2 separate regions of the Mus musculus genome follow, and region 1 is linked to region 2. Evidence: chromatin loops called from intact Hi-C (ENCODE). Cell type or tissue: gastrocnemius. All regions are shown on one strand. Links, peaks and the distances in the headings refer to the core of each region. The heading gives the core; the rest is flanking DNA.

The links. A loop is a pair of places that touch in the nucleus more often than their neighbours do. Peaks named below come from ENCODE experiments on the same cell type or tissue, not always from the same donor. Only the 100,000 strongest peaks of a DNase experiment are listed, where the experiment ranks them.
Region 1: a loop joins it to region 2, with 2.2 times the contacts of the local background. A loop is called at or near these places in 22 of 42 quality-filtered maps.

Annotation. Positions count from the first base shown.
Region 1 is chr4:135,664,695-135,680,594 of GRCm38, reverse strand. No RefSeq gene overlaps it. Among named protein-coding and RNA genes, the nearest start is that of Ifnlr1, 14 kb to the left of the region's middle. In gastrocnemius, for the core only: no CTCF peak of the experiment used is centred there; a DNase peak (open chromatin) is centred at 7,751.
Region 2 is chr4:135,374,513-135,390,412 of GRCm38, reverse strand. Ncmap (noncompact myelin associated protein) reads left to right here. Exons shown (of 5, transcript NM_145555.2): 2 at 9,575-9,761; 3 at 13,340-13,422. The coding sequence starts at 13,347. Among named protein-coding and RNA genes, the nearest start is that of Ncmap, 16 kb to the left of the region's middle. In gastrocnemius, for the core only: a CTCF peak has its summit at 7,893 (motif pointing left); a DNase peak (open chromatin) is centred at 7,895; H3K4me3 peaks cover 610 bases.

The DNA.
Region 1 (15,900 bases), core at 4,318-12,317, 290 kb before region 2:
CAGCTGGTCAGGTGGGACAAAACCTACAAAAGAGGACCAGACAAAGCAGAGGAGCTCCTGAGCTTCAGTCCTGACCCAACACCCAACGCTGGGTCCCACCTGGCTCTCAGTTCAGGTCTCTCTCACCAGCTCCTGGGAGAGATGACTTTTCACAGAATTTGCTGGATCCAAAAGTTACCCTGAGTTCAGCCAGGGCGACAGACATTTGGGACACACAAACTGTTGTAGAATTTCTGCCTTCAGGTCCTGCAGCCCTGCTTCACCCTGCTTCATGGACGAGAGTGGGAAGAGTTTAGTGTCTTACCCCTCCTTAGACGATCTGACTTCTCCACCCTGCAAACCTTTCAGACCTAGAAGCCCGCCAAGCTAGGAGACTGGCCGAGGGGACAGGGGTCTCTATTTACTAAGTCGAATGCCCCGCCTCCGTCTCTGGCTCTTTCCCCACAGATCTGCCTACAAGTTCTCCCAGGCTTCCCCACCCACAAAATCATTTCAATTAGGAAACTGTGTCCACATGCCTTGGTTTTTGAAAGGATATTTTGTGGCCACAGTCTGGATAAGTTAGAATGCCCAAACCAATTCTACCTAATGATGATCTTGAACTTCCAATCCCCCTGCCTCCACCTCTAGAAAGCTGGGGCTGTCAGCATGTGCTTGCCTGACCTGAGAGGTGTCAGGGGTCTGTGCACTCTATTAACTGAGCCACATTCCCAGCACCTCTACTGATGTCACCTTATCGATAAACGTTGGTGGCACTTTTTATTGGTCCTTGTTGCCCTGCGGTGCTACAGGATGCTATAGGACAGATGTTTTAACGTTTGCTTCTGTAACCTCATCAGTGACTAGTGCTAATATTTCCCTTTAGCTGGTGGAACTCATGGGTTATATATCACACAGCTAAGTATAATGACAGCTGAATTTAGACCCTGTCTGTCTGCCCTCAAGACCTGTGGTTTTTAGACTTCTGCTATTCACCTTCTAGACAGCCAAGGGCAATCCAGATGGAAAGCCCCAAGTATTAACTTCTTCCTGATTTGCAAAGATCACAGCCCCTGGCTGTAACCAGTGGCTGGCGCTATGGGTACCAAATACCAGACCTGCGGTTAGGTAGGGCTATTAAGTGGAAGTAACTGTGCTGCAAAGTGTTCTCAGTGTCTGGGGCAGGGCGGCTGGCAGGTCTGTGTGGCTGGACCAGCCAGTCTCAGGGTATGAACAGCCAGTTTCAGGGTATGAACGGGCAGTCTCAGGGTATGAACAGTCAGTCTCAGAGAATGAACAGCCAGTCTCAGGGTATGAACACCCAGTTTCAGGATATGAACAGTCAGTCTCAGGGTATGGACAGCCAGTCTCAGAGAACGAACAGCCAGTCTCAGGGTATGGACAGCCAGTCTCAGAGAATGAACAGCCAGTCTCAGGGTATGGACAGCCAGTCTCAGAGAATGAACAGCCAGTCTCAGGGTATGGACACCCAGTCTCAGAGAATGGACAGCAAGTCTCAGAGAATGAACAGCCAGTCTCAGGGTATGGACAGCCAGTCTCAGAGAATGGACAGCAAGTCTCAGAGAATGAACAGCCAGTCTCAGGGTATGGACAGCCAGTCTCAGAGAATGAACAGCCAGTCTCAGAGAATGAACAGCCAGTCTCAGAGAATGAACAGCCAGTCTCAGGGTATGGACAGCCAGTCTCAGGGTATGGACAGCCAGTCTCAGGGTATTGACAGCCAGTCTCAGAGAATGAACAGCCAGTCTCAGAGAATGAACAGCCAGTCTCAGAGAATGAACAGCCAGTCTCAGGGTATGGACAGCCAGTCTCAGAGAATGGACAGCAAGTCTCAGAGAATGAACAGCCAGTCTCAGGGTATGGACAGCCAGTCTCAGAGAATGAACAGCCAGTCTCAGGGTATGGACAGCCAGTCTCAGAGAATGAACAGCCAGTCTCAGAGAATGAACAGCCAGTCTCAGAGAATGAACAGCCAGTCTCAGAGAATGAACAGCCAGTCTCAGGGTATGGACAGCCAGTCTCAGGGTATGGACAGCCAGTCTCAGGGTATGGACAGCCAGTCTCAGGGTATGGACAGCCAGTCTCAGGGTATGAACAGCCAGTCTGTGGCTTCCTTGAAGCACTAGGTCATGGGGTACAAGTCGCTCCAGGGCTTGTGTGAGCCACCCCGGCACACTGCTGGGTCACAGGAAAGAACACCTTCCACCTGTGGTGCCATCTCACTTACCCATTTAGAACAGACTCTATCCTAGGCCTAGAAGTCTCCTTGGAAAGTTACCTGGAAAGTCTCCAGTCCATAAAGAGCTTCGAGATAACCTCCCAGTAGCCAAAAGGCCTCAGCCTACCCCACAAGTTCCCCTCTGGATCTCTGTTCCAGCCAGAGTCACAAAGGTCCCCCTTTTTGCTCCTGTCTTTAGTCTTGTCTAATACTATTTATTATCTGTGCCCAGAATTTTCTCCCTGGTTTACCCCTCCCCCGCCTTTTTGTCAAACAGTCAACACCTATTCTTGCTTCTTCCTCGGGAGCCTTCTCTGACCTTGGCTTTAGTTTGCTCTCTATTGACTTGTGCTTTGTATACTGGGAGCAGAATCCCACAAACTAGGCAGGTTGTTTTTCTAATAATACCCACGACAAATACCTTGAAGAAGCAACTTGAAGGAAGGAGGGTTTATTTGAGCTCAGGGTCTCTGAGACCCACTTCAGTTCAGCTTAGAAGAAAAGGTAGAATAACCCTGTCTGTGGGAACAGGAGTGTGACGAGGTGTCTGTTCACGGTGGTGGGAGCACGAGCCGTGGGTAATGGTGGTGAGAGCATGCGCTGTGGGCAAGGAGCCACACACATGTTGGCATCCCAGGAAGCAGAGAAATGGCTCAGAACCACGGGCCCATCTCCAGTGAACTATTCCTTCCAGCCAGATCTTGGAGCCAAAGACTCCATAGCCACCAGAACAGCACCAAAACCTGAGAGCTGGACATTCAAACCATAACCCTGAAGCCTGGGGTTGGGGGTCAGGCAGTAGAGTGCGTGTCTACTATGATGAAGCGCCGGATTAGATTTCCCAGAATGCCATGAGACAAGCACAGTGGCTCATGGCTGTAACCCCAGATATCAGGAAATGAAGACAGAAGGAACAGGTTCTCTGTGACTACATAGTGAGTTATAGGGCAGCCTGGGCTACATGGATTCCTGTCTTAACAACGGCTATCATCCCAAACCTAACCCAACCAAACTAAAAAATCAGGACGCTAAGGGCCCCGAGTCATATTAGATTCAAACTTTAATAGCAGGTGACTTCTAAAGAACAGAAATCTGTTTCTCTGGGAAGGCCAAGGCCAGCGTGGCAGCATCTTGCTTTAAGGCACACTCTGCTCTCAGGTGGAGAAGAGCAGGGAAGAATCTTCCGCACGAAAGCCATTTTTATGGTGACTGGAAACCTGTTCGTGAGGGCTAAGCCCACACAACCTGAACACCCCCATTTAGCCTCATTTCCCAAAGCCACTGCGTTCGGGGCGATGTGGATTTGGGGGATAAACTGTTATCATAAGAGAAATTACTTTTGTGTGTGCTTTTAAGAATTCCCTTCCTTAGCCGGGCGTGGTGGCTCACGCCTTTAATCCCAGCACTCCAGAGGCAGAGGCAGGCAGATTCTGAGTTCGAGGCCAGCATGGTCTACAAAGTGAGTTCCAGGACAGCCAGGACTATACAGAGAAACCCTGTCTTGAAAAAACAAACAAACAAACAAACAAACAAAAAAAGAATTCCCCTCCTTAATACGGCCTCAATGACAAGGCCTGGCACACAGCAGCAGTCCACTGAGCAGTGAACAAGAAAACTTTTATTGACTGGGGCTCGGTCAGGAACATTCCACATACTCCAGTCACTTAGTCCTCCTCTTGGCTTCTGGCTGGCCCATGCACCACTCAATATTTACTGAGCCGAATTTGGCTTATGACTCATTAAACCTCAGTATCAGAAAGTCTTCGAGGTCACACTTCCTCCCATGGCTGAGATTTAATAGGCTCTCGTTTGATATCAGGTAGGTAAGGAGTTATATATGAGAGACCCAGGAAACTGTGGCCAGGTCAGAAGACCCTGTAGTGGGTAACTATCCTTGAGGCTGAAGTTTGATTGTCCCTGCTATATCAGACACTACAGCACCAGGGCGGGTTTTGGTTTTTTGCTCCCCCCCCCCCCCCAACTGCTGCACATGCATACCATCATTTCTTTTCTTCTTTCTCAGATGATACAACACCCCGACAAAAGCAGCTTAAAGGAGAAAGGGCTGTTGGTCCTGTGGTCTGCCTCTCCTCTGGAGGTATCCGGAGGCCACAAATATACCGGTTCGGGGAAGACGGGGCAAAGTCCGGAAGGTGGTCCTCAGTGGAGCCTCCCATCCGGTGTTAGAGCGCCTGTGTCCACCCGGCCAGAAGGGGAGGTCGGGGGCCCCAGGACCAGTAAGATCCCAGTCTGGTTAAGAGTGAGTGCCAAGTGCAGAGAACTGGGAGAAGAGAGAAGAAGGAGGAGGCTTAGTGTTTCAGCTAGCTTAGGTGAAGAAAGGCCTTCCCAATGGCGATCTTCAATGAAGCAGCTCTCTGAGACAATCTTAGTTTGCTCATATTTCTTTGTTGGCAGTGGATGAATGCATAAGTCTTATTCAGAGTGAACTGGGGAGTATATAATTTTGGGGAGGGGCATGAGAATATTTAGGAAGGGAGGTCATTTATCGCTTCATTTAGCTGGAGGAGGTGTTCCAGGGGCTGTGTTATTTGACTGTGGTCACCTTAGTTGAGGATGGTGGTTACATGATGCAGAGTGAAGAACCAAGGTAGCTTCCCCCCAACCCCCTTTCTGCCTGCCCCAGTCCAGATGCCTCCTGCCTTTGAAGAGGGCAAACAAAAGGCTGCCTGTCCTAGCCTCCCTCTCAGCCTTAACCCCTGGCTGCACTCTCTCTCCAGTTACATCTAACAGCCAGCACTTCCCTGACGCAGATGACTCCTGCCTTTGAAAGAGACAGAAATTCCTTGAAGTCATCACGCCCCCCACTCGTGAGCTGTGGAAAAGAGGCAATTAGGTGTTCCCAGACAGCTGTGATGGGTTTGTAAAACTCCACTAGCCTCCCATAAGGGAGTGAGTTATTGTGGTAAATCTCCAACCCAAATAAGCCCGTGCAAGGAAAACACAATTCATATGGATACAAGCTGCGCACCTAGATTGGGCCGATCACCACTGCACTACTCTATCCCCCAGCTATGAGATCCCTGCCACTTGCGGTTTCTCTAGGCCACGTGCTTCTGCTCCATTTTCCTTCCACCTCCTCCTCTTCCGGCTTCCTCTCTCTCCTTCCTCTCCGCTCTCCCCCTCCTCCTTTCTCTCCCTTTCTCTAAAACTTTCAGCTCCACCTTTCCCTTCCACTGCCCAATCACCAGTTCTAGCCTTTATTTTACAAGATAAAATGGGGAGAACGTTCACATGAAGTCACGTGAGTTTGTGATTCACTCCTTGTCCGAGGCAGCCTCTCTTGGGGAAGTGGAATTAGCATCAAAATACAAACAGGGCAATTTATAACAAGTTATTTCTTCCCAGGTCAAAAAGGTCCTTTTTCAGCTGCATGTCTGAACAAACATTATTGGTCCTGAAGGATGGTATTCCTTCATCCTCTGCCCAATCATGTAACACCAGGGCTCGAGAGCCCCATATATACCCTGAGCCCCTCATTTCTAACCTGCAGAGCAAGGAAGGCTGTGATCCGATCTGGGTCTAGACTCTGTGTTTACATCGGTGGCACGATTTCTGGCGGTCTCCTGGGGTTCCCAAGAACTGGGCATAACAAGAGCAAACATGGACATAGAGAGCAGGCAGCCCTACTCCCACCATCTTAAATCTCTGAGATTCCTGCGGTCTGAGCATGCTCCACCTCACCAATCCAGTGCCCATCTGGTGGCACAATCCACATGCCCTACAAGGGTGTATTTTGGCTCACAGTTGAAGGTAAGTCAGTTCTGTCAGGGAAGTAAGTCCAAGAGCTTATAGCAGCGGGTCACGGCATAAGAAGGCAGGAAGCAGAGAGGGATAGAAGCATCCATACAAGCACTGGACTTGCTTTCTCCATCTTTTACAGTCCAAGATCCCCTGTCCCCCAAGCCATCCCCCACACAATAAGGTGGCCTTTCCCACGTTAATTACTGTCATCAAAATAATTCTCTATAGGGATGCCCAGAGGCACTAAAATCTCCTAGGTGATCTTGTATTCTGTCACACTGACAGCCCCAGCCATTACCCTCTGTGCCCTACATGATACATTGTCACATTGATACATGATACAATGTTGTTCCCACCACCACCACCACCACCTGTGCACTTTTCCAGAGGATCATGGGAAGGCATACTGTAACAGGAAGATCTGGACCACTATGATTTGGAAGGGAAAGGGGGTCACTTTACCACCTCATAATCTCCTAAAAACGTCCTCACTTACATCGTCTCAGCTTTTTGGCCAGGCTAGCCAATCATTCCAGGCTAGCCAATCAATGAGCTTCAAGTTCAGTGAGAGACTTTTGTCTCAGAACATGAAGTGGAAAACTATTGAGGATGACATTGGACCTCGGCATTTGGCTTCCATATGCACTCGCACAAGCACATTCGCCAGTATACACGTGAACACATACATACCACACACACTCCACATATAAACAGCAAGTTCTGCAGCTGGTGAGGTACATGAAGAAGGGTGTACCTCAAACCACCTTAGGCAAAACATAAATTCTACAATCCACCACACTGGGAATTTCAAAGGTGGGTGTGGCTAAGGTGGGGGCCTTGGAGGGCGGTCTGGCAGAGAAAGTTTCTGATTGGCTGATTTGGAACACGTGCCCCTAACCAATCTGTGTGACTAGAAGGATGGGCTGCCTTCATTGGTCAGTCTAGCTAGTAGCTATAGTGGGCTGGAAGATGCTGTGTGGACAAACAACTGATGTGACTGTCCACACCAACCTTGTTCACAGAAGTCTCCTCCAGTGACCTGATGTCACCACACTTGGGGATTGCTAATTCGTCAAGAGCCCCAGCCTGAGGCTAGATCAGTCCTCACACTTTAAGAACACTTACTTCTGATTCCTGCTCTCATGTACCGTGTGTGATGGTCTGTCTGTCTGTCTGTCTCCGGGTGGCTGGAATTTTCGTCCAAAAGTAACAACCACCAAATTTTTGCAAATAAGTAAGAAACAAACAGAGTAGGTTCTGTTGGACTGAGAATGAGTGGACAGGAAGAGGCACGGTGGCCTGCAGAGTCGCGGATTCTTTCTTCCCCCTCTCAGTACCCACTGCTTCCAGAGCAGCTCCTAAGTATACACTTCTTTCTCCGTGTCCTTTGTTCGCTGTCTACAGCTAGGCTGAAGGTAAATCTGCACCCTGAGTCTTTGTCAAGGGCTGTTGGGTTAGTGGGGTGTCCCACATCCAATCGGGGCTCAGGCCGCGGGAAGTTTTGACTGCGCTTACCCCACAGCGCCCCGCAGGCATCGGGCTATGAAAAGCCGTTGGACACTGCTTGGGGGGGGGGCGCAGTCTGAGGTCCCCAGGGACTGCTGGAGCTGGCTCGGGGGTCCCCAGGCCTGCAAGGAGGCTGGGGTCGTCTGGTTCCCGAGCTCTTGGACACCCAGACTCGGCTGGATGCTGCGAAAGAACTGATTGGGGGCCTGCGGGCTGGATGTAGTCCGGGGTCGATGAGGAAAGGCAGGGAGAGCTTGGGCTGGGTTCCAGGGGGGAGAGAATCCTTGTCTTGTTTGGCAGAGTGGCTTGGCTTGGTGGAGGCCATGGCTGGGAGCGCTGAGAGGCCTCCTGCGAGAGATTAGCGGAGGCTCTTTAGGCAAAGGCCTGCTCCATTGCTCCCCAAGGCGATGAAAAGAGACAGTCCATGGTTTGAAGGCATTTATTGTCATGGCGGAGAGTTGTGCTGAGTAAAACCATACCCCACTTTCTCAGTGCCGCCCTGAGGTTAAATACCTTTTGCAGAGAGGAGTGTCTGGGAACTGGAGTTTATTGGCTAAGCCTCCAGGCCTTCAGGTACCTCATTAAAATGGAGGTCTGTCTTGAGGCTATGAGACCACAGGTCAAATCCTCTACCTCTGGAGGGGCTTGGGGCGTTGCCTTTATGTGAGTGATGACCACAGAGCTATGAAGAGCTGCAGCCTTATGTCAGAAGCCTGGTGTCCAGGAACATGGCAAAACGCCTACCGTTTCTTGCAGGGTGATCTCCTGCGAGGCCACCAGGATTTCCAACCTAGCTCAACCAGAAACTGGGCTGCCTTTCACCATCCTACAAAGGGCAGCTGAGGCTCAGGGGGATGTGAGGTGTGCAGATTCGGCAGACAACATTTTATCCACTCCTCTGAAAGCTGAACTGAATTACCACCATTGTATACTTAGTTGTGATTCATTCCAGAGATCCAAGATCACAATTGTGGATGCTCATAGCTTCTTTACTTACAAAGATGAAAGGGGAGACCACCACACTCCCACTAACCAGGGAGCAGGGCAGCAGGTTGTGGCATATCCATTCAATGAAATCCTATTGGGCAGTAAACTAATGAAGTCCTGATGCTAGCTAGCCACAGCAGGCGAGCTGTGGGAACCAAGCTGTGGGAATGCGGGTGCCAAGGGAACAAAGCCAGTGTAAAAAGCTGTGTGGTGCAGGATTCAGCTTCCATGTATGATGTGGAGAATGGGCAGGTCTACGGAGATGCTAAGAAAGTTGTTAGCTGTTGTTAGGGGCTTGAGGGGGGTGGGGCAGGGAAGGGAATGTGTCTGTGTCTGTTCCTGGGTGCACAGTTCGCTATTGAATTAGATGTTGGTGATGGATTAATATACACAACGATGTGAATGTATTGAAACTGTACATGTTAAAAGGGTAACTTATGGGGCTGGAGAGATGGCCCAGAGGTTAAGAGCACTGGCTGTTCGTGCTGAGGACCCAGGTTCAATTCTCAGCACCCATATGGCAGCTTATAACCACCTGTAACTTCAGTTCCAGGGGACCTGACACTCTCTTCTGGCTCCTCAGGCACCAGGTACACATCTGGAACATCTGGATAGATACATGCAGGCCAAACACTCCTGCACACATAAGTAAATACACATTTCAGGCTGACCTGTTTGGGGTGTGAGTTCTCTCAGGTCAAGAGGGCTCCTGTGGGTGCACAGTTTGTGAATGGCGGAAGTGCACTTTGACCTTCATGGCTTGTGGCTGCTTTAGAACAAGCCTAGGATTTCTTACCTTGTCTTGGACCTGACCTTGGGCCAGCATCTGACCTCAGCCTGCTATTCGGTGAGGTGGGATGGGACGGTCTAGGCCCTGGGGTATGGAGGAGTCTGATACTCATACAGAGATGGTGGGAGTGGAGGGGGAGAGGCATTCCCATCGGAAATTCCCTTCCTCTCTCTTTCCTGTAAGAGCGGCCAGGCTCTTCCAAACCTTATCTGCCCTTCCAAGCTCTCCACAGAGCTCCCAGGTCTGCAGGTGCAGCCCAGGTCTGCAGGCGCAGGACAGACATGCAGAGGCAGATACCCGAGTGCCCAGCTTGAGGCTCAAATGTCTGCCAGAACCTTCTGGAAAAATCAGAGTCTGTTCCAGGACCCACTTCCCACTGACCTCCTTAAAAGGTCTCTTGTTTCCCCTTGGCTGATGTTTTGGACCTACTGTGTGCAGCAGTCTCTTGGGAACATTCTCTCTGCTTCCTTTTATTCTTCCTTTCTTTACTTCCTGGTTGTACCTTTTCCAAAATGAAATTTAAGTTACACGGGGTGTGTACCAATACGATTTCTTTTAGATGCCTTTAAATAACTCTGACTCAACATTTTCCTCCCTTCGCATTGAGAGGGTGCTCTCCTGCATACAGTCTTCCTTGGTTCCTGTGTGCTATAGTTGACCCATGCCCATGGATGAATAGCTGAACACATGTAATTTTTTCTTCATGGCCAACACCCCAGTTATCTTTCTATTCTCGACCCTTGTGTACCTGGGCACACGTTTCTCCAGGACAGATACTGCCCTGGTGTGGATCTGTTGGGTCACAGGGTGTGGACATTTAACATCTCAACAAACATGACCAACTGTTCGCCACTGTCACTTAGCCAACTAAATTCCCACCAGTAGAACACTCAAGACCCTTTCCCCAACTTCAGTGCCAAGTCTGGAACTCATCCGACTTAAAATGTCTTGTCAATAGGTGTGTCTCAAGGCGTTGCTAATTTATATTTCCATTGGTGTTTTCTAGGTTGCTGGAGTCAGAGGGGAACTCAGAAGTTGGGGTTTGATAATAATAAACCCAATTGTATTATCTGCTGTGTGACCTGGGACACAATCAGGGACCATTCTGGTCTTGGACTTGTTCTTGTATTGCAGAGGACAGTGCAGGAGCAACCACACATTTAGAACTTACGGAATGTGACCCACCAGTTGGTACAACCGCAATGGTGTGCTGTGGGGCAATGGGCTATACACAGACAGCCTAGTCTTCAGTCGAGCTGAGGTCATGAACTCTGGTAGGACCTGGTGGTGATAATTCACCTACATGGGATGGAAGGCATTCCCTCATGTCTCCTGGACCCCTGGCTCCTGTTGAAGTTACTCTTGTTCACTCCCCGCCAAGTGGGGTCAGTGGCTTCACGCAGCCAGATGCCCACTCGGGTCTAGTGGAAAGTGTCCAGCAGTCCTCCTGTGTCTGCCCACCTAGAGCACAGGAACTCTGGCCAGATATGGGCTCTCCCCCTCCCCCTATCCCCTCCATCCCCCAGGCCCACAGTGTGTCTTGGAAAGGCAGAGCCCTGAGGATGTCGTGTCCTGGGGATGTCATGCTCTCAGTTGTATGAAGACTCTAATGGGTTTCCAGCCCCACACTGGGTAGAGTCACTGACTCTGAAAAAGCAGTGGTTGATCTTCCCCCAGCATTGCCCCATTGCTGCTGGAGCAGATTAACAATTCCTCCACCCCACTCAGAAAGAACTTAGAGATGTATATTGTTAGCCACGATCACTGATCACCACTCGGAGACAGAATTTGGAGATCTAGATGGTTGGTAAAGCTAGGTTAAGATGTCTTTTGCTAGTGGCTCTGATGTAGAAAAATCTTAGGGATCAGTCTGCAGCTCAGAAGGACACACTCTTACCAATTGAGCTAAGGCCTTTTTAAGGTCAGGGAACAAGAACAATGGCAGCACTGGCTGACTCTTGCTGAGGCCAGGCTGGTGAGCAAGGTAACAATTTTGTACCCATTTTTACCGTCAGCTTCCTGATATAATTTAATGAGTAGATTTTCACCTCGAGGATTAAAAATAGAAATCACTGATTTTTTAATATAGAAACTTGGATTTGTGATTCTTTTAAGATTTTTCTAGAAGATTACTTTTTAAGATAAATAATAAGACGATTAATCCTTTGTGACCACAAACTGCTGCCTGTCAGTAAGAAAAGTTGACTGAGAAAACTACCTTGCTTGCTCACACTTTGTTAATCTATAACAAGATACTTAGTTACGAATGTATGAGGGTTCTTGGGAATAATTTGGTTTTTTTTTTTTTTTTTTTTTTTTTACCTGTACTACATAATGTTATTTCTTGTAAAGGTATTAGGGAACACAGTGGGTTGTTTTTTTTTTTTTTCATAATCAGTCACTAGAAGAAAACTAGAATATAGTCACATTGTAATTCTATACCACTTTAAAGGTTTACTGAAATATATAAGCTACAGGGGAAAAATAAAGTTGTTGAAGCTTGCTTGTTGGAGTCTGGTCCATCCACCAAAAATGTGTGTATGTGTTATATGTGTATGTAAAGTGATTGGAGCTTTACTCCATCCACTAAGTATGTGAATGTCTGTCTGTCTGTCTGTGTAAAGTTGTTGGAGCTTTGATCCATCCATCAAATGTGTGTGTGTATAAAGTGGTTGCAGCTTGCTTCATCCACCAAGTGTGAGTGAGTGTGTGCCTGCCCAATATCATCACTGATCCCACATCCCCTCCTTGGATCTCTGAACACATTGCCAGAGCTGGTCTTGTATATCTGTCTAAGAAACTTGGTCCGAACATTCTTTTGCCTTCTCTTCAGTTCTGTTGTCTTGCTCTTCCTGCTCCCCGTGACTGCAGAATACTTGGGTAAAGTGGGGTGCTTAGAAACTACCCTCTTGCCGGGCTTGGTGGCGCACGCCTTTAATCCCAGCACTTGGGAGGTAGAGGCAGGCGGATTTCTGAGTTCGAGGCCAGCCTGGTCTACAGAGCGAGGTCCAGGACAGCCAGGGCTACACAGAGAAACCCTGTCTCGAAAAACCAAAAAAAAAAAAAAAAAAAAAAAAAAAAAAAGAAAAGAAAAGAAAAGAAAAGAAACTCCCCTCTTGCAGCACACACATAAACACACACACACACACACACACACACACACACACGGGCATGTGCACGCATGCATGCATATGCACACACATGCACATTCTCTGCCTCCCCCGCAAAGATAATAAAAATCTAAAAACAACTACAATGTAAATGTACTGGAGCCTTGGGCACAGCCTGCAATCCTCGCCCCTACAAGGTTAAACAAATGTAATCGTGAAGCTAGCTAGTCTTCAGAGACTTCCGCTACCATTTGTAGCTGCATTTTTCAAAGACATGCAACATGGACAGTACTTAGATTCTGTAAGAAAATTTCACTGAGCATATATCTTATAAGATCAGGATACAACTCAAACCTTCATAATAAAAACAAAACAAAAAGCCCTTCCAATTTCTAACGACTTCAGAGTTGTTCCGAGTAGAAGGAATAAAGGCCTGTATGTTGGAGCATGACCCTCACATGCGTGGGTGCGTGCTTTATTCACTGACGGATGGACGAATCCAGCTAGGAGGGATCAAGCCACCCGGACCAGCCTCCAAACCCCACTCCTTGCCCAGAAGCATTTTTAGATAATTGCATACACTTCCTAATATGAACACAAGGGGGCACCATACACCAAAGGAAAGTGACCCACGCTGCAAGCCTGATAATTATATCACCAGGTCAGTTTTTTGGCGCGGGGGCGGGGGGGGGGGGCGGCAGGATAAGACCAACATCCTTGACATCCTTCCTACCTGAAAGTTTTGGATGTGTCCATCGGAAGGCTCTGGGAACCAGAGGGGCACACTAGGGAGGGAGATGGCAGGTAACAGCTCTCAAGCAAGCCTGGCTTGGCAGCTTCCGCTGTGTATATATGTTCTTCGCGCCAACAATACTATTATTCTGGGCTTCCATTCTTTCTTATCCATCAGATCAGAGTGAGAATTCCCTTATCTTCCCTTCCCTCTATGAATCCTCTCCCCCCACCTGTGTTTATTTTATGCAAAAGAGCCCTGAGAACACCAGGGAGCCTCAGGCTGAGACTAACCTTTGAGGACTATAGTGGCAAAGGCTGGTGAGGCAGCCAGGCTGTAACCAGCTCCAGGTGGTAGCAGCTCAGGAGGTGGGAAGAAGTGGTCCTAGTCAGGAGCTTACTTCAAAAGCAAAGCCAGTGAGAGCGACTATGAGTTCGGATGAGAAGCTAGAGAAGAGGGCAGCAGGGACGATATTGGTATCATCTTCAGTGGACCGAGACCTTCTATTGAGTGGAGGAGATGGGTTTAGGGGTTCATATTTAAATGTGGTAAATCTGGAGTGCCACTGAGGTCATTCAACACATGAAGAAAGACAGGAGACGAAAGGACCAAACCTGATGCCTTTCTCGAGGTCTCTTGAAGATAACAAGGCTCCAGCAGGTGGACCACGTGAGGCGTGAAGACCAATTCGTGGCTCCGTCCATCCCTTGCGGCACTCCTGGCAGACATTACCAATTCATCCCCACACTCAGGATCCTCCTCAATTTAGAGCTCGAGACAGCTGCTACCAAGAGCTGAGGCCAGGATCAAGCCTTCCTCAGGCTTGACAGAGTCTAAGGATATGGTTAAAAACAAGCTTTTGAGTAAGAGGATGCTGGCTGAAGGCTCATATCTCTATCAAATTCGCCATGACCATTCAAGAAAATTGCTCAGTTCAATGCTGAGGCCATTGCGAGCATCTAACCAGCAAGAGAAAAAGCAGCAGCAAAGATGTCGAACTGTTGTGTCAGCCAGAATGTTCTAGAATTAGTCTCCATTGCTTGCTGTTTCGGACCTTTCCAACGTCGGTGGAAGAGTGTAATTCCTGGAGTGTCCAGAGGGCGGCGATCTTAACACTTCTTTGCCCACAGAGATCCAGGAAGTGGGTGGTGACTTTTACCTGGAGAAAGGTCTGTTGATGGTCCTAGCTAAGACTTAACCCTTCTGGGTACAATGAACAGAGTTTCTGCCCACCCCACCCCCTTCACCCCCCATCGGTCTGGTCCTCTCAGACACTCTTCTTGCTCTCCTTTGGTTAATAGGTTCAGGCCACGCTGTCCAACTACCCCCAAGGTGTCCATCCTACCTGGACTTCCTGTCCAGTCTCCCAAACTCAAGTGATCTGACATGTCACCCGTGGGCCACCTTCCTGTGCAGGCTGGATTCTCTTCCCTGCCTTGATACTGCAGAGGCCTTCCTGCCCTGTGTCCTCCTGTATGTGCCCAAGCTTGGGTCACAGGCAAGCTGAGAGGAACCTAGCCTTAAGTACTCAGTCTCCTGATAGCTACAGACACTGACTTTCGCCAGTCACACACCACCACCCTCCTGCCCTCATTGTCAGTGCCTTGTCCAATGCTGGGCTAGATGCTAATGGAGAGATGCAGGTGCTGGGCCTCTTAGCTCTCCACGTTATCCTGACACAGAGGGTGGCCAGCCAGCCCACTGGTTGCAGCTTGGCTTCTGCAGGCCTGGTAGTGTCTCTTGAGACCACAGCCTCAACAAATTGCAAGCCTATTTATTTATTTATTTATTTACTTATCTAGCTATGCAGCCCACGGGAGTTTTGAATTTCCTAGCTCTCTGCTTTAGTCCCCCCCCCCACCCCCCCACCCCCACCCTGCCAAGTGTTTCTAACAAGTGTGTTTATTTGTGTGCATTCTTTCACTCCCCACCATATTCCTTAGAGACACAGTCTCTGGCTGAACCTGCAGCTAGACTGGTGGCCAGTAAGCTTCAGGCATCCTCATGGTTCCGTCTCCCACAGTGCTGGGAAGTTAAAGGCATACATGTGGCCACGCTGGGCGTTGGGATCCAAACTCAAGTCCTCATGTTTGCACAGCAAGTTTACCCACTGAGCCATCTTCCCCAGCCCCAGCCCCCTAGCATTCTCCACCAATCAGCATCCCTATGCCCCCCCCCCCCCGCTGTCTACTGATCTTCAACATGACTTTCTTAGCCAAATACCTTATTTCCTGTATCTTGCATCAGACACATACACACACCACACTCACACACACACACACACATGTGTGTGAGTGAGTGCAATCGAGAGCAGATACACATATACACACACATACATACAAACAAAATACATACATACATACATACATACATACATAAACACACACAGACATACACACACATCCACTGATACTTTGGATGTGACCTCATGAGAAAGCTTTGGCAGAGGGCCAGTCACCTGGGGGCACAGCTCTGATGACTTCTGTCCCCACCCCCTTTCCTATACCCTACCCTCTAGACACCCTCATAGTTTGGTGCCCAAAGCCAGGTGTTGGTCTCAGTCTTGCCGGAAATGCTTCACTCCCCACCTCCCTCCTGCAGCCTCCCTCCTGTGACCTCCTAGGGGTGGGAGTCACACTCTCTGGCAAGTGCTTCTGACACAGGGTAATGCTGGCAGTAGCCTGTCTGCTGCCAGGGTGAACAAAGAGGAAGAAAATGAAAAGCAGGCCCAAACCACAGAGACACACCTGGCGGTTTGAGAGAAGGCGGCCTGGCGTCAGCCCACGCGATGGCC
Region 2 (15,900 bases), core at 4,595-12,594:
TCAGAGATTCCTCTCTGTCCATCTCCCCAACACCACGCATGGCTTTTACCCAGGTTCTAGGGTGTGAACTCAGGCGAGCACCTCACTGGCTGGGCCGTCTTCCCAGTACAGAATTCCGGTCTCCTTTGTTTGATTAAGTTAGTTCCTTGACAGTTTAACACTTATTTATGATACATTTAGCTGCCTCTCCTTTCCCCATCTCACCCCCCCACACACACACACCGGTCTCCACCATCCCTTCCCTCCCCAACCCCGCCCTCCTCCCTGTCTGTCCCTTTCCCAGATTCATGACTTTCGGCTTTGTTATGTGACCCATTTCGTTTAGTGCCTTCGGTGTGACTGTTGCATTGTGACTACCCACTGAGATCTTTTGGGTGCTGTTTTGATTTTAATGTTTTATTACAGCTATTTATTTTGGAGGGGTCCGTACATCATGGCACACATGTGGGGAACTGCTAAGGCTTACAGGCAAGTGTCCTTACCCACGAGGCCATTTTGCCAGCCCTGGGAGCCTGATTTTTTTGAGACAGGGTCTCAGATTCACAATATAGCTGAGACTGGCTTTGAACTTCTGCTCCTCCTGTCTCCAAGTCATGAATGCTGGGGTTAGGATCATATAACACCAGACCCAGCTCCAGCGTCCTGTTTTGTTGTCGTTTGCTTGGTTTTGGTTTGGTTTGATTTTTCTTTTTTTTTTTCTTTCTTTTTTCGAGACAGGGTTTCTCTGTGTAGCCCTGGCTGTACTGGAACTCACTCTGTAGACCAGGCTGGCCTCGAACTCAGAGATCCATCTGCCTCTGCTGCCCAAGTGCTGGGATTAAAGGCGTGCACCACTACCGCCCGGTCTCCAGTGTTCTTTTATGTTTTTTGTTTTGTTTTGTTTTGTTTGGATTTTGACTTTGAGACAGGGTCTATGTAGCTCTGGCTGTACTGGAACTCACAGAGATCCACCTGCCTCTGCTCTCCGGGTGCCCTCTGGGTTTTGATCAGAGTCCAGGCAAAAGAGATGCTCAGGGTCTGAAGCCTGTGAGTTTCTACACTCCTCTACCTGGCTGTCACCTGAACTCAGGGACTCCTCCTTGTTAGACAACTCCCCCATGTGTGTCACAGCACTCGGTGCTCTATACAGGATCTACATACGGATCTACCTCCCTCTACTCCCCAACCCCCCACCCCTGAGATTATACACAGACAGGCAGGCAGATAGACCCCTCCACACCCAGCCTTTTTCCTTGGGTCCTCATGCTTTTGGGGCAAGTGCTTGACTGACTAAGCACCACGCACCCCCCCACCTCCCCCTTACCCTCTCTCCTCCCCCACCCCAGCTCTGATTTTGTCTTGATTGGACTGCAAGCTGGGCGAGCGTGGAGACCATCCAGCAGGTTCGGTAAGGAAGCGAATCTGTCCAGTGCGGCTTTGTGCCAGCTGAGGGCTTTTATACATATTTCATTTTATCCTAACAGCAAACCCACGCTGTCTCAGCTACTGTCCTGCTGCTATGATAAAGCACCCCGATAAAAAAGCAACTTTGTGGGGTACTGGGGAGATGGCTCAGTAACCACTGACTGCTCTCCCAGAGGTCCTGAGTTCAATTCCCAGCAACCACATAGTGGCTCACAACCATCTGTAATGGAATCAGATGCCCTCTTCTGGTGTGTCTGAACGTAGGACAGTATACTCACATACATAAATAAGTCTATTTAAACAAACAAACAAACAAACTTTAGGGAAAAAGGGTTTATTTTGACTCCCGGTTCAAGGGCACACAGTCCATCACTGCGTGGGAGGCATGGTGGTAGGATGTGGAAGCGGCTGGTCACACTGCATCCAGAGTCAGGAAGCAGAGCATGACAGTTCCCCTCTCCTTTTGTATAGTCCAGAATCCCAGGCCAGGCAACCCTCTTCCCCTTCCTGAATGTCCTTTGTCCCCCCACCCAGTCTGCATTCCCACAGTTGAGCCCAGCCAGATCTCTCTTCCTCTCTCTGCCTTACCAATCTCTGTAGAGTAAATGGTGCCGATAAGCCCCCAACATAAGCTTTGGACCCAGGGCCTTCTGCCTTCACCCCTCTCCTCTAAGACTCTGAGCTTCTCCCTCATAGCTACTTAAAGGCACCCGAATGGACAGAGTGTCATAGTTCTGTAGCGCTCTGCTCTGTGGTAAACATGCGACTCTGGACTTCTTGGTAAGGAAATGAAGTCCCTGCTAGCCTGTTTAGCAACAGCCCCTCCTGGCCAGGGTTCTCTGACACTCGGAGCCAGCTGGGGACACACAGTTCCCAGAAACGTACAGTGACAGGGTACCTTCCCTGCTCAGTACCCTGACACATCCAGGGCGTCTACCCAGCCTCTTCTGTGCCCAATACATTTGTCTGGTCTCTGCACACCTCAGAGTATCTTCCATAGTCCCTACAGCCTGCTGAGGGAGACAGTGGGGGCTCTGGGAAGCACAAGGTGCCTGGGTCTCCCTCTGATACTTGCAACTGTGATGAGTTAGGTTCTTGGAATCTAAGGGTCCTTGGGTGTGAGGTAAAGGGGATGCGATGGGGCTTCAGACAGATGAGAGTGTGAGGCCTCAGGCACAGAGCCATTAGGAGTGTTCACCATGGCCACTCCAGCTAAAACACATGGAGGCCCTGGCCACAGCAGGATGGCCTGCCCACAACTGAAATTCTTGGGATCCTATCAGCCTCTAGACACAGCATATACTCAGCCTCTGGGACCAGAATATGTGCCACGTAGATATTTTTCACAAACCAAGAGGACATTTTCACAAGAGGACATTTTCACAAGAGGACATTTTCACAAGAGGACATTTTTCACAAACCAAGGCCCTGAGCTCAGCTCTGCAGAGAGTGAGGCATCAGGTCCCAGGACTCTGAGGTCTGGAGAGGATCCTCAGAGGTGAAGACACGGGGTCCGGCAGATACGGGACAGGCTGGGACAGGATGCCCAGACAGACAGGCACCTAGAGAATGCTGAACCCATGTGAGAGTCACCAGGTACTGTAGGGAGCCCCACAATATTTTGAAGGCCCTCCAATGAGATTATAGCTTATTTTAAAGTCAAAGATAGGGAAGCCGGGCCGGTGGTGGCACACGCCTTTAGTCCCAGTACTCAGGGTTGCAGATCTCTGAGTTCAAAGCCAGCCTGGTCTACAGAGTAAGTTCCAGGACAGCCAGGGCTACAAAGAAAAACCCTGTCTCCCAAACCAAACAAACAAATAAAGTAAAATCAAATCAAATCATGGTTGGGGAATGGACAGTTGTGGGCTCTCCCCCTTGGAATCTCAGAATATAGGAGGCTGGGGTCAGAGGATCATGAATTTCAGGCTCACCTGGCCTATGACATAAGACTGTCTCAACAAGGAAAAAAGAAACTGGGCAGCACTTTTTAAGGTGGAAGAAAATGTGACCCCCATGTTAAAAAATAAAAAGTCCTTAGAGGTATGGTGAGAAATATTGACTCGACAGAATCCCACAAGAAGCAGGCTTCATGGCCTGTCTATGAGGACGTCCCTAAACTAGGATAAGTAAAATGAGCAGATCCGTCCGAAATTCTACCAGCACCACTGGGTACCCTGGGAGAGCAAGGGAAGATGTCACCTGAGTGCCAGTAGCTACCACCATGCAACCGACTCCTGACCGGTCTCCTTCCTCACTCCAGACACAGTGTGACCAGCCAGCCACCTCTTTGCACCAGCCCCTCCCCTCCATGACTGTTGTACCCTCAACAGGGCCATGAGCCGTTGAGGGTCATAAGCCCTTCCTCAAACCGTGAGCCAAATAAGCCCTTCCTTACATTGACTTTGTCAAGAGTTTTGTCACGGCAGCAAGCAAGGAACTAATACTCTCTTTTGTTGAGCTCCTTGAACTCCTGCCCCTTCTACTTCACCCTCTGGGTGCTGGGATTACAGGTGTGCACCACCTCGCCCAGTCTATGCTGTGATGGGGAATCAAGCTACAGCCTTGTAGGTAAACACTGCCAGTTGAATTGCTTAGCAGGTAGCATGAAGATCCAAGCCCGTCTGGGTCCAAACCGTTATTGTTACTATACCTCACTGGGTATTCACTAATAACTTTATTTGATAGAGTCCTCTCAGCCTGAGGTGGAGACAGTCACCCCATTTTACAGCAGAGCAAACCAAGGCCAGAAGAGAAGGGAGTTCTGTGCCCACAGTCTCTTGTCTAGTCAGTGAGGGAGTCCAGAACCAGTCCCTGGCCCTCTTGACCACCCCTGGCTGTGTTCAGAGCATTTCCTGTCTTCCACTGTGCAGTCCTTCTACCCTCTCTGTGACCCTCAGTGTGACCCTGCACAAATGACGGTCTGCCTCTCTTCCCACCCACTTTCTTCCCGAAGCTTCCAGCCCCACAGAGGGATCCGAATGGCGTGCCCATCCCCCCCTCCCCTCAAACACACAGCCAAGCAGGAGCTGCTACTGCAGCCCCAGAGGCTGTGGAGAAAAGGAGGTGGCTTGCCAAAGCAAGAGCACAGGTTTACATGAGGCTCCGGTCCCCGGACAAATGCCCCTCTGTACCTTCAGGCCTATTGTGACTGGCAGCCGTCCAGCGCTCACCGCGGGCAGCTTCAGAAGTTGGGATTGGTCTGTCTGCAGTCCTCGCTGCAGCCCTGCCCTGCCAGGTCCTGACTTGGGCAGGAAACAGGGGGTGTACTCTCTCTGGAATAGAGACTGTGCTAGGCAAGCCAGCGTGGGGAGGGTGAGGGGCCACACCCTGAACCACTCAGGAAGCCCAACGTCTTAAGGTAGTGAGCAGCTGAGAGGAAGGTCACTGGGTCCCGACTGTCCCATTCCACGGGACAGAAAGCTGTACACTAGACGGAACAAGTGACTTTGGAACAGTCCCGCAGCCAATGAGCAACAAAGGTAAGATTTAAATCCAGGACCCCTCCCTCCCTCTCAGGCCAACATTCCAGCTATCAGGGTCTCTGCCATGCTCCCGTGTGAGGCTACAGATCAGGAGATATGGGCTCCCTGAAAGGGTGGCCTGCCTAGACACTGGAGCACTGGGTTCCTGGGACACCGTGTCTCCATTGAGCAGAGCAGTGAGTCTCAATCTGCCTACGATGCGACCCTTTGATAGAGTTCCTCGCGTTGTACTGACCCCAACCCTGAGATTATTTCATCGCTACTTCATAACTGTAATTTTGCTATGGTTATGAATTGTGATGTAACTATCTGAGAGGCAGGATATCTGATATGAGACATTACCCCAACGGGGTCAGGACCCACGGGTTGAGAGCCCCCACCCCAGCGAGCTTTTCTCTCTGTAAGTCACACATGGTAAGCACTTGGAGCCTGCCACGTCCTCAGGAATGGCAGAAGGAGAGGCAGGAACCCAAATCCAGACAATGTCACACACGATACACGGCTCTGTGACCCCAGCACTTGGGAAACTGAGGTAAGGGGTGGAGTTACAGAGTAAGATCAGGCTGGACTCAAACTTCAAACTTGTAGCAGTTCACCGTGTAGAGTAACCGGAATTATTATAGTGATCTCCTTTTTGTTTAAAAAAGATGTATTTATTTATTATATGTGAGTAGATTGTAACACACCAGGAGAGTGCATCAGATCTCATTCCGAATGGTTGTGAGCCATCATGTGGTTGCTGGGAATTGAACTCAAGACCTCTGGAAGAGCAGTCAGTGCTCTTAACCACTGAGCCATCTCTCCAGCCCTGCTTTCCCATTTCTAACAGGCCTTATTTCTTTTTCTTTTCTTTTTCTTTTTTAAAAAAGATTTCTTTATTATTATTATACATAAGATCACTGTAGCTGACTTCAGACACACCATAAGAGGGCATCAGATCTCATTATGGGTGATTGTGAGCCACCATGTGGTTGCTGGGAATTGAACTCAGGACCTTCGGAAGAGCAGTCAGTGCTCTTACCCGCTGAGCCATATCACCAGCCCCAGGCCTTATTTCTGAAGACAGACAAAAACAGGCTGGAGAGATGGCTAGTGGTTAAGAGCTCTCTGGTTACTCCTTCAGAGGACCCAGGTTCAATTACAACCTCCACACGGTGGCTCCCAACCATCTATAACTCCAATTCTAGGAACTCTGACACCTTCTTCTGACCTGGGCACCAGGTAGCATGTGGTGGATAAACACAGTCAGAACTCTCACACACTACAATAAGATCAATACATCTAAAAACAATGGGGGAGGCCCGCTGGAGAGATGGCTCAGTCAATGACATGCTTGCCGCACAAGCGTGAGGACCTGAGTTTGACACGCCCCAGCAACCACATAAAAAGCTGGGAAGCAGGCAGTGCCTTTCATTCCAGAGCTGGGGAGGCAGAGACAGAAGGATCCCTGGGGCTCACTACCTAAGCCAGTATGTGATGAACTTCAGGCCAGCAAATGATCCTGTCTCATAAAACCCGTGGGTCGCACTTGAGGAATGACACCCAAGTTAACTTCTATCCTCCATATGCACACCTGTATGTGACTGTGGGGTGGGGGAAAACATTACTATTATGTGTATATATGATGTGTGCAATGTGTGCACATGGGGGTGTGGGTGCATGTGTGTGTGCATATGAGCGAGAGAAGTGGGGGGAAGGGAGAGTGAATGACTTTGGGGAGTCGGTTCTCTCTTGGGTCAGGCTTGTGCTCTGAGCACTGTTACCTGCTGAGTTATCTCTCCTGCCTCTTGCTTTCAGTAAGTGACTCAGTAACTCCGAGTTCTCTCGCTTCATGGGAGCAATACTGCCACGGCAGCAGGGCACTAAAAGAGAAACGGGGTGGGGGTTCTCGACAGGCCTGGTTGTTACTGTGGGTCAAGGGCGAGTTATTTTATGCCTCTCTTTGCTGTTGCTGTACCCTGCTCCACGCTTCCTCTCTACATGCATCCCGAGGCTCTCTTGGTCCTCAGTTTCCCTGATTGTAAAGGAGAAGGCTGTGGACACAGGAGCAGCTGCCTCCTGGGGTTCTCATGGAGGATGTGGCAGATGAGGAAGCACTGGGGGGGCCGGTGTTGAAGTAGAAGTGAAGATCTCTCCCTTGGCCTCGGCGGGGAGCTTAGATTCCGCTGTAGCTCATCTACCTAACCCCAGCAGCCGATCAGTCACCTGTCTGTCTGTCCAGAGAGTGGGGAGTGTCCGTGGCTGGTAGAATCCTCTCTCCCTACTCCCTTCAGACAGACATCTCACCCCAGGTACGTGCCCTTGTCTCCCGATTCTCCTGCCTATAGCTCTGTGTCGGAGAGTGCTAGGTTTACCACTACACCCAGGGCATGACCCTAGGGCAGGCCAGGGACGCATTGTACCAGTGAGCTATACCCCAGACACTGCGGCTTAGGTGGTTGTTGTTGTTGTTGTTAGACATAGCCTTCTAGCTCCAGGCTGGCCTCCAACTCACGATCCTCCCCAGTGGTGGGGTTCCTGGGTGTGTGCCATCACACCCAGCTACAGTTCCCATCTAATCTAATTCCCACAAGACCAGTGGAAAAGCTCTACTGGAACAGGTCCAAACAGGAACTGTGAAAGACAGGTAAGGTAAGGAGGCCTGGGTTGTAATGACAGAATTCAGGCAGGGATCGTGGACCAAAAAAAAAAAATTTTTGAGCCTAGCATGAGGGCACAGCTCTTGGATGACTGGGAATTTGAAGCCAGTCTGCTCTATGTAAAAAGTTCCAAGACAGCCACAGCTTCCCAAGTCTGTGTTTCTGAAAAGAAAATAAAAGCCATTATAAATATTTCAGGCTCCCGATAGCCCACTTTAAGGATTGCTGAAATGGAAGATATTTAACCAAGAAGAACGTTTTCAGAGACCACAGAATTGCTCTTTTCCAGGGTAGGAAGAAATCCTTAGACGCTTGGGTTCCGCAGGCTAGTTACCGACCTACCGCTAACTGCTACCGCCACCTGCTGGACAGAGGTAGAATTGCCACGCTGCTATCCGCAGTAGGGAATCCATGAGGTTTCACAGGTTTGGTTTGTGGAAAAGATGGTAAAAGGGAATAGGGCCAGCAGCGAGATTGGGGGTGGGGTGATGACAAAGTGATCGTCATTGTCTGTAGCTCCAAAAAGCGCCAGTATTTCGGAAAGTCGGAACTTTTCTTTAATCTCATTTAAGCTTCTTAATTATTTATTTATTTTGTGTATGTTTGATGATGCATGGGTAGAGCTTAAAGGACAACTTGTACAAGTCCCCCCTCTTCATAAATCATGTGGGGGTTAAACTTGGATCATCAGGTTTGGCAGCAAATGCCCCGATTTCACGTTTTAATTTTTTTTTTTTTAATTGCTGAGGTAAGGGTTTCATGTAGCCCAGGCTGAACTCATACTTAATGTGTAGCCAATGATGACCTTGAATTTCTGACCCTTCCATGTTTCAGGTGTGACACCATTGATACAGTGCTGAGGACTGAGCCTGAGGCTGCTTCTTTTATTTATTTATTTATTTATTTGGTTTTTTGATACAGGGTTTCTCTGTGTAGCCCTGGCTGTCTTGGAACTCACTTTGTAGACCAGGCTGGCCTCGAACTCAGAAATCCGCCTGCCTCTGCCTCCCAAGTGCTGGGATTAAAGACGTGTGCCACCACGCCCGGCCTGAGGCTGCTTCTTGTGTGTTAGGCAAGAGTGTTACCTACCGGGCTCTGTCGCACTCATGGAAGCCGAATCGCTTTACTGAAACTCTGGGTTGCGGGTGGATATTTGTGAGTTTGTCTGCTGGGGATTTGGTTTTCTTGTCTTCTCCAGGGAGAAGCTTGGAAGCACAGGGAGGGCTAGGGCGGAGATGTATTGAGGTGTTGGAGGGGGACAGCATTTATCCTCCTGATAACAGTTCTTACACTTGACCCCAGGGGGAGTCAAAGGGAGGATGAGTCAGTATGTAAAGGGTCATGACCTCCGCCACTTCCCAGCCCAGCCCCCACACAGGACCAGTTAACCAGCAGAGGGAACAACCGGCTCTTGTGGAGACGGAGACGCTAGCTTGAGTAAAGTTAGGCTGAAGTATGTCAGAGTGTGTTCAAGAGCCGGCACGGTAGGAGCTGGGATCAAAGCTGGAGTAAGCATTCTGGCTCTGTGAGTGGAACCATCCTTAGCCATCTTGGGTTTCTGTCCATCTCAATACTCACGAAGGCCATCTCTTCTGTGTGTGTTCTCTGGGAAGCAGTCTAAGGGAGGGGGAGGGGATTCACAGTGACTGGCTGGGCGTCCCAGAACTCAGCCTATGGCCTGGTATAGCTTTGGCTAACAGCTACATTAGGTGGGGCTCCTGTCTACTCTGCACCTCGGATGCCTCCTCTGTGCAGTGGGTGCCGTGGCTGCACCCTCCCCTCCAGAATGAGGATGAGGGTGGAATAGGATCCTGCCTGGGGAGGCCAAGAGCCATGCTCATTACCGTAGTTGTGAAATTAGCTGTGGTCTGGAAAGGCCAGCCTTGCCGTCCCGAGTATCCCGACGTCCCACGGCCATGGGCATGCACAGTCCCCTGTCTTGGGTCTGGCTTGGTTAGCTACGGTTGCTGGGGCCCCCACACATGAAAGCATCCACACCCGTAGCCATCAGTGTTCACCGCCCTCCTCCCACCTTCTCTGATGTGGCAGGAACAGAGATGCCATTGAGAGCTGTCGCTGCCGGCATGAGGCAAGATCGGCTCTGGGGTTGCTCACTGTTCTTCTTGAAGGAGGAGTGACTGGCCGCCACCGGCACCTGAACCCAGCACCCAGGAGGTGAACCCGGACGGACCTGAGGAGGATCCTGTGTCCTGTGTCCTTGGGAGACTACTCACTGGTCAGTGTGTGTGTGTGTGTGTGTGTGTGTGTGTGTTTATACATGTGTGTATCTATGTGTATACATATATGTATGCTTGAATGAATCTGTAACGATGCGAGGGGGTATGAGGGCATATGTATGTGTGTATATGTGTTTATATGTGCATATGTACATGTGTGTATATTTATAGGGGAATGAGTGGGAGTGGGTATGAGGGTGTATGTATGTTTGGCTATGTGTTTATATGTGTGCATGAGTACACATGTGTGTATGTTTGTGTGAATCAGGGAGTGGGTGGGAGTGGGCATGTGTATGCATGTGTGTGTGTATGTGTGCATCTGAGTGTTACTGCAATGACTGGTCACTGCTCCCACCAGGTGCATCTCAGGGCAGAGGGGTGGCAGAACACGGGCATTCCAGGGGGCTGCTCTTCAGTTTGCAGACTAACTGAGCACAAGAGTGAGCTTTGTAGCTCTGAGCCTCAGGTCCCGATGGGAAGCCATGGGAAAGGAAACCCTGTTTTCTGTGGCATCTTGTACTGGGAGCAGGTACTTGTACTGGGGTTACACAGAAGGTTTGGGCAAATGCGCCTTATTAGCACGTCTGCCTCACTGTGGCGTCAAAGGCAGGGGTCCGTCTTCAAGAGCCGAGCAGGGAGCCCGCCATCCTGATTTCTCATCTTTAGCCTATGTATTTGTTTATTTCTTTAGAGAGAGTATCTCACTTATCCTGGGCTAGCTTCAACTCCGTTTGGAGCTGAGGATAACCTTGAAATCCTGACCGTCCTGCCTGCATCTCTGCGGCGCTGGGATTACAGGAATTCTCACTATGCCCAGGCTCACTGAACTCCTAATAGCAACACATTCCAGGCTTGAGATGTTGCTCAGTGGGCAGAGTGCTTGCCTAGCAAGCGTGAAGCCCTAGGCTCAGTGCACACACCTATAATCCCAGCAGCGCTGGAGACGTGGCGGCCAGAGGGTCAGTTCAGGCTCATCATTAGCTATATAGTGGATTCGAAGCCGACCTGGAATACATGAAGTGCCATCTCAAAAAACAAAAAGTAGTGCTCACAGCTTAGTCCTAGTCTCAGCTCCCTTAGGGCCAGGCCTTTCATTTTCAGACAAGCAGAAGCTGGGAGGGGTTCTGTCCCTTGCTGCCGTCCTCCCACTGGCAACAGGGAGATGAGGCTGTACCTGGTAGACAGAGCTAAAGAAGAACCAGACGAGGCTATATCTTCAGGGGGCGACAGGGAGTGTGCAAAGACAAGGCAGGGACACTAGCTGTGCTTTCTGACTCACAGAGGCTGTGGGACAAGAGAGAACAACCTTGCTAACGCTGTCTGGGTGGGAGTCTTCAGGGAAGGGTGGTGGCTTGAGGCTGTGTTCTTCCTGCTGGGGAGTATGTGGCCCACCCCAGCTTGTCTAAGGCAATCAGGTGACCAGAGCCCGGGACAGAAGACAGGGGAGGTCTGTAGAGCCCTGTACGTTTCCTGGAGGAGGAGCTGAGCCATGGAGGCCCTGAAAAATCACAAGAACCAGGGTGGGAGTTAGGACCCTGAACTCGCAGTGGGGCAGAGAAACTGAAGGGAGAGCCTGGCCTATAGATGAACAGGGCCAGGCCACCAAGATCCGTCTTATGGTAGTAGTTGACAGAGCCTCCAAGTGAGTGAAGATGGCCTCCCTCATGTCTCAGGCAGATGCCTGTCCCTGTTTCCATTGTAGCTGGGAGAATGTTGGCGGAAGGGCTTGGGGGCCTTACTCTAGAGCAAGGTTCTTGACCTGTAGGTCCCGACTCCTTTCACAGGCGTCGCCTGTCAGGTATCCTGCATATCAGATGTTTACGTCACGATTCCTAACAGTAACCAAGTTGCAGTTATGAAGTAGCAACGAAAATAATTTTACGATTGGGGGTCACCACAACATGAGGAACTGTATTAAAGGGTCACAGCATGAGGAAAGTTGAGAGCCGCTGGTCTAGAGAGTAGGGGGCTGAAACCTGAGGCAGCCAGAACAGAAACAAGAGGAAAAGGCGGGTTCCTTGTCTCAGCAATCCAGCGGAGCTGGCACATGTCTATCTGTATAGCTATCTCTGTCTCTGTCTCTATCTCTATCTCTGTCTATCTCTATCTCTCTATCTATCTCTCTCTCTATCTATCTATCTACGTCTATATATCTATGTATCTAAATATCTATGTCTGTCTATCTAGATCTAGATCTGTAGATCTATAGATAGAGATATAGAGGGATAAAACCCAGGGCTTCACATACCAGACACTTGCTCTACTACTGAGCTAGATCCTCAGACTCTAAAATAGTGAAGTGAAATTTTGCTTATTTCCCGTCTTTTCCTGACCCCTGTAGTTCAGAACAACCAATTTAGAGCACCAGCCTGCTTCCGAGGCATGCTCGGTCAATCCTGGCATTCCCTCCTGGTGGCGAGACATCTAACTATGCACCTCCCAACCCACCCTGACCTTACTGGGTTGAGTTTGTCTTCCTACTAGTGACCTAGGAGAAGTGTAATGAATTCACACTGCTTTGAAAAAAAAAAACCCCACAAGTTTCTAGGCTGGAGAGATGGCTGAGTGGTTAAGAACACTGGCTGCTCTCCCTGAAGACCTGGGTTCTATTCCCAGACTCTACAGGGCAGCACACAGCCATCTGTAAATTCAGTCCCAAAAGGTCTTATGCCTGCTTCTGACTGCCACCTGCACCAGACAGACAGACAGACAGACAGACAAGTGAAAGGACTCATACCCAAAAAATAAAGTAAGTCTAAATAAATAAAAAATATTTCAAAAAGAAAAACCAAGTTCCGAGTTCCTTGCCAAGCAAGGTGGCGGCGCACATCTGTGATCCCAGCCACCTGGGGAGGTGGAGTTCAAGGTCACCATCAGGCTGCCTAGGCTATGTGAGACCCTGTCAGAAGAGGTGGGAGGAAGGGAAGGGAGAAGGGAGGGAGGGACGTTCCTTACACTTCTGGGGTACTGCTTTTAGGAACAGGCCTCATCTTTACTTGCTGTCCAAAGAAACTGTGTGTTTGAGAGTTCTAGGATCATCCAGGAAATGAGGGAAAGAGGCTTTGTACGGGCATGGTAAGACTAATCCAAGGTTTTTTGGTTTTGTTTGTTTGTTTCTTTGCTTTTTGATTCTTCAGCTGACAGCAAGAGGATTGATTGTGCATGAGTTACACTTGGCCACAAGAGAGACCAGAACTAGTCCAGAGTGCCAAAGGTCCAGGGCAGAGGGCCAGCGGGACTGTTTTGGTCCTAGGAAAGGCAGTCATTTTCCCAGGTGATTGTGACGAGGTGACGTTGCAGGTCTCCTGAGACTTACTACCGACAGCAGCACACAGTCCGACAGCTTGTTCCGGTGTCCCGGCCTTGAGCATCCCTCACTTCTGCTCCCGCAGGCGTCGTGGGGGCACAGGCTGGTTTGCTTGGCCCTCATCCTCATCTCTTTTCTCTTGCGCTTCAGCCTGCGCATTCTCTTCTTCCGCCTCTTCCCTCTCATGGCGCAGGAATCTCAAGGAAGGTGGTGCTAAGACCGAGAGCCTAATCCAAGTTGTAAGCAAAAGTTCTCCTTTGTTTTCAGCAGGGGCGAGATGACCACAGCCACCACTTTGGGGGACGCCGTCTTCTCGCTGAACATGACCAGGGGAGAGGACGCCCTGTATAAGAGTAAGGTGGACTTGGGGGAAGGTGGCCAGGGCCAGTTCTGGGGTCAGCTTCCTGGTCCCATCACTTGCCAACCCTACATGGCTGCTTTGTCCTGGGCCTCAGTTCCCTCACCTGTGAGACAGAGCATCCTAATGAAGACCCTGCAAGAGGTTGTTGTGAGAGTGTAAATGAGCCCCAGGAGGAAGGGCCTGGTTCCTGTAGATACGCACAGCACATTAACCACCCCAAGCGCCGTGGCACAATGAGCTGCTGCTCCTCTTTGTCTCCAGCAAGTCCTGGAGTCCAGGGAGGGATGGGAGTTCGAATCTCTCAAGAGACTGAAGTGGGTCTCCTTGAAAAGTTAACTGCTTGCTAAGTTTGGTAGTGCACACCTTTAATTCCAACACTGGGGAAAGCAGAGGCAGGAGGATCTCTGTGAGTTCAAAGGCCAGACAGGGCTATCCAGAGGGAGATTCTGCCTTGAAGATGACAACAACAGAATTAAAAGGTAACAGCTCATTTACTATTTTTTCTCCCCCTGCCCCCTGTTTTTGAGGGTTTCTCTGTGTAGCCCTGGCTCTTCTGGACCTAACTCTATAGACCAGGCTGTCCTCAGACTCAGAGATCTGCCTCCAGAGTCCTGGGATTAAAGGCGTGCAATACCACTGTTCAGTTGGTAGAGCGTTTGCCCAGCAGACCCTCATAAAGGCCTGGGTTTTATTCCCAGCACTGGCGATGTGGGAACGGGAAGATTGAGAGTTCAAGGTTATCTTCAGCTACACATTAAGTCCAAGAACAACTTGAGCTGTACGAGACCTTGTATATTAGTTTATGTCTCTACTGCTGTAATGAACACCATCGTTAAAAGCTACTCGGGGAGGAAAGGGTTTATTTTAGCTTAAGGCTTACAGTTTATCGTCATGGGAACCTGAGAGGCAGGAACAGGAATGCAGGAACGGAAGCAGCGACCAGGGAGGGGTGCTGCTCACTAGCCTGCTCCTATGGCCTGCTCAGCCTGTTTTCTGATACAACCCAGGACCTCTCACCTCAATCATTATTCAGGAAAATGGCCCTGCAGACACAGGCCCACAGGCTGATCAGATGGAGGTAACTCCACAGCAAAGTGTATTCACCGTGACACCAGAAACGGAGGGATACCAATGACTTCAAGATCCTGTTCCTCAAAGGATGCCCCCCCACACACACATACTGATTAGTTACATATGGTTTTGAGTCTTTTATGATGGGGAAGAGAGCCATATGTGTTCTTTGTATTTGGCTTTTTTTTTAATATAGCATGAGTGTTTGCTAGCATGTAAGTGTACTGCACTGTGTGTAGTACCTGTGAAGGCCAGAAGAGGGCGCCAGATACCCAGAAACTAGAGTTACAGCCGGTGTGGATGCTGGGAATGGAAGCTGGGTCCTCTGGAAGAGCAGCCTGTACTTACAAACCACTGAGCCATCTCTCTGGTCTTGTATCTGGTGTCTTTAGCTGAACCTTGTGTTTCCAGTCATGTATGTTAGTGTTTTATAATGTTGTAGTCTAGTCTCCGTGCCTGAGATGGTCTTAAGTGTTCCTGAGCTATTTATAGTTTCCAAAAATCGTCATTGAAAGCATTCCAAAGTATTTATTTTATGGGCTAGACTACCTTATTAACCCACTTAGCATGTCAGTAATTTTGTTAACAGACAGCCTTTTGTTTCAAACAGCCTTTCAACATTGAGGATTAGTTACCCCCCTGCCAGGTGTAGTGGCGCAAGCCTTTAATCCCAGCACTCGGGAGGCAGAGGCAGGTGGATTTCTGAGTTTGAGGCCAGCCTGGTCTACAAAGTGAGTTCCAGGACAGCCAGAGCTATACAGAGAAACCCTGTCTCAAAAAACCAAAAAAGAAAAAAAAAAAGATTAGTTACCCCCTAAATATGAAATTCCCTCTGAAGTGACAGATTAAGCTTAAGCGTGAATGTATTTTTTTAAATATTTATTTATTTATTTATTTATTATATACACTGTAGCTGTCTTCAGATACTCCAGAAGAGCTCATCAGATCTCATTATGAATGGTTGTGAGCCACCATGTGGTTGCTGGGATTTGAACTCAGGACCTTTGGAATAGCAGTCGGCACTCCTAACCACTGAGCCATCTCACCAACCCCCGTATTTGTGGTTCTTGAGGTTTTCAAAACTCTGACAAGGATGTTGTTCTCGGACATTTGGGAGTTTGCCATTGAAAATGTATTGAGCTTAGCCTGTGACCCAGTGCACTACAGGACATGCATACTAGCCTTGTGTGTAAGAGCAAAAGATTGAAAACACAAATGATCTCAGTAGGAACTTGATGAACGGAACATGGTACAACCAAAACTGGGTAGTGTGCAGTCATTGAAACCATGGAGAACAGGTAAACGCATGGAGGGATGGAGGTGATAGTACCATAAGATAACACACGAAATTGTCTGAGCTGGGTGTGTGTGTGTGTGTGTGTGTGTGTGCGCACGTGCG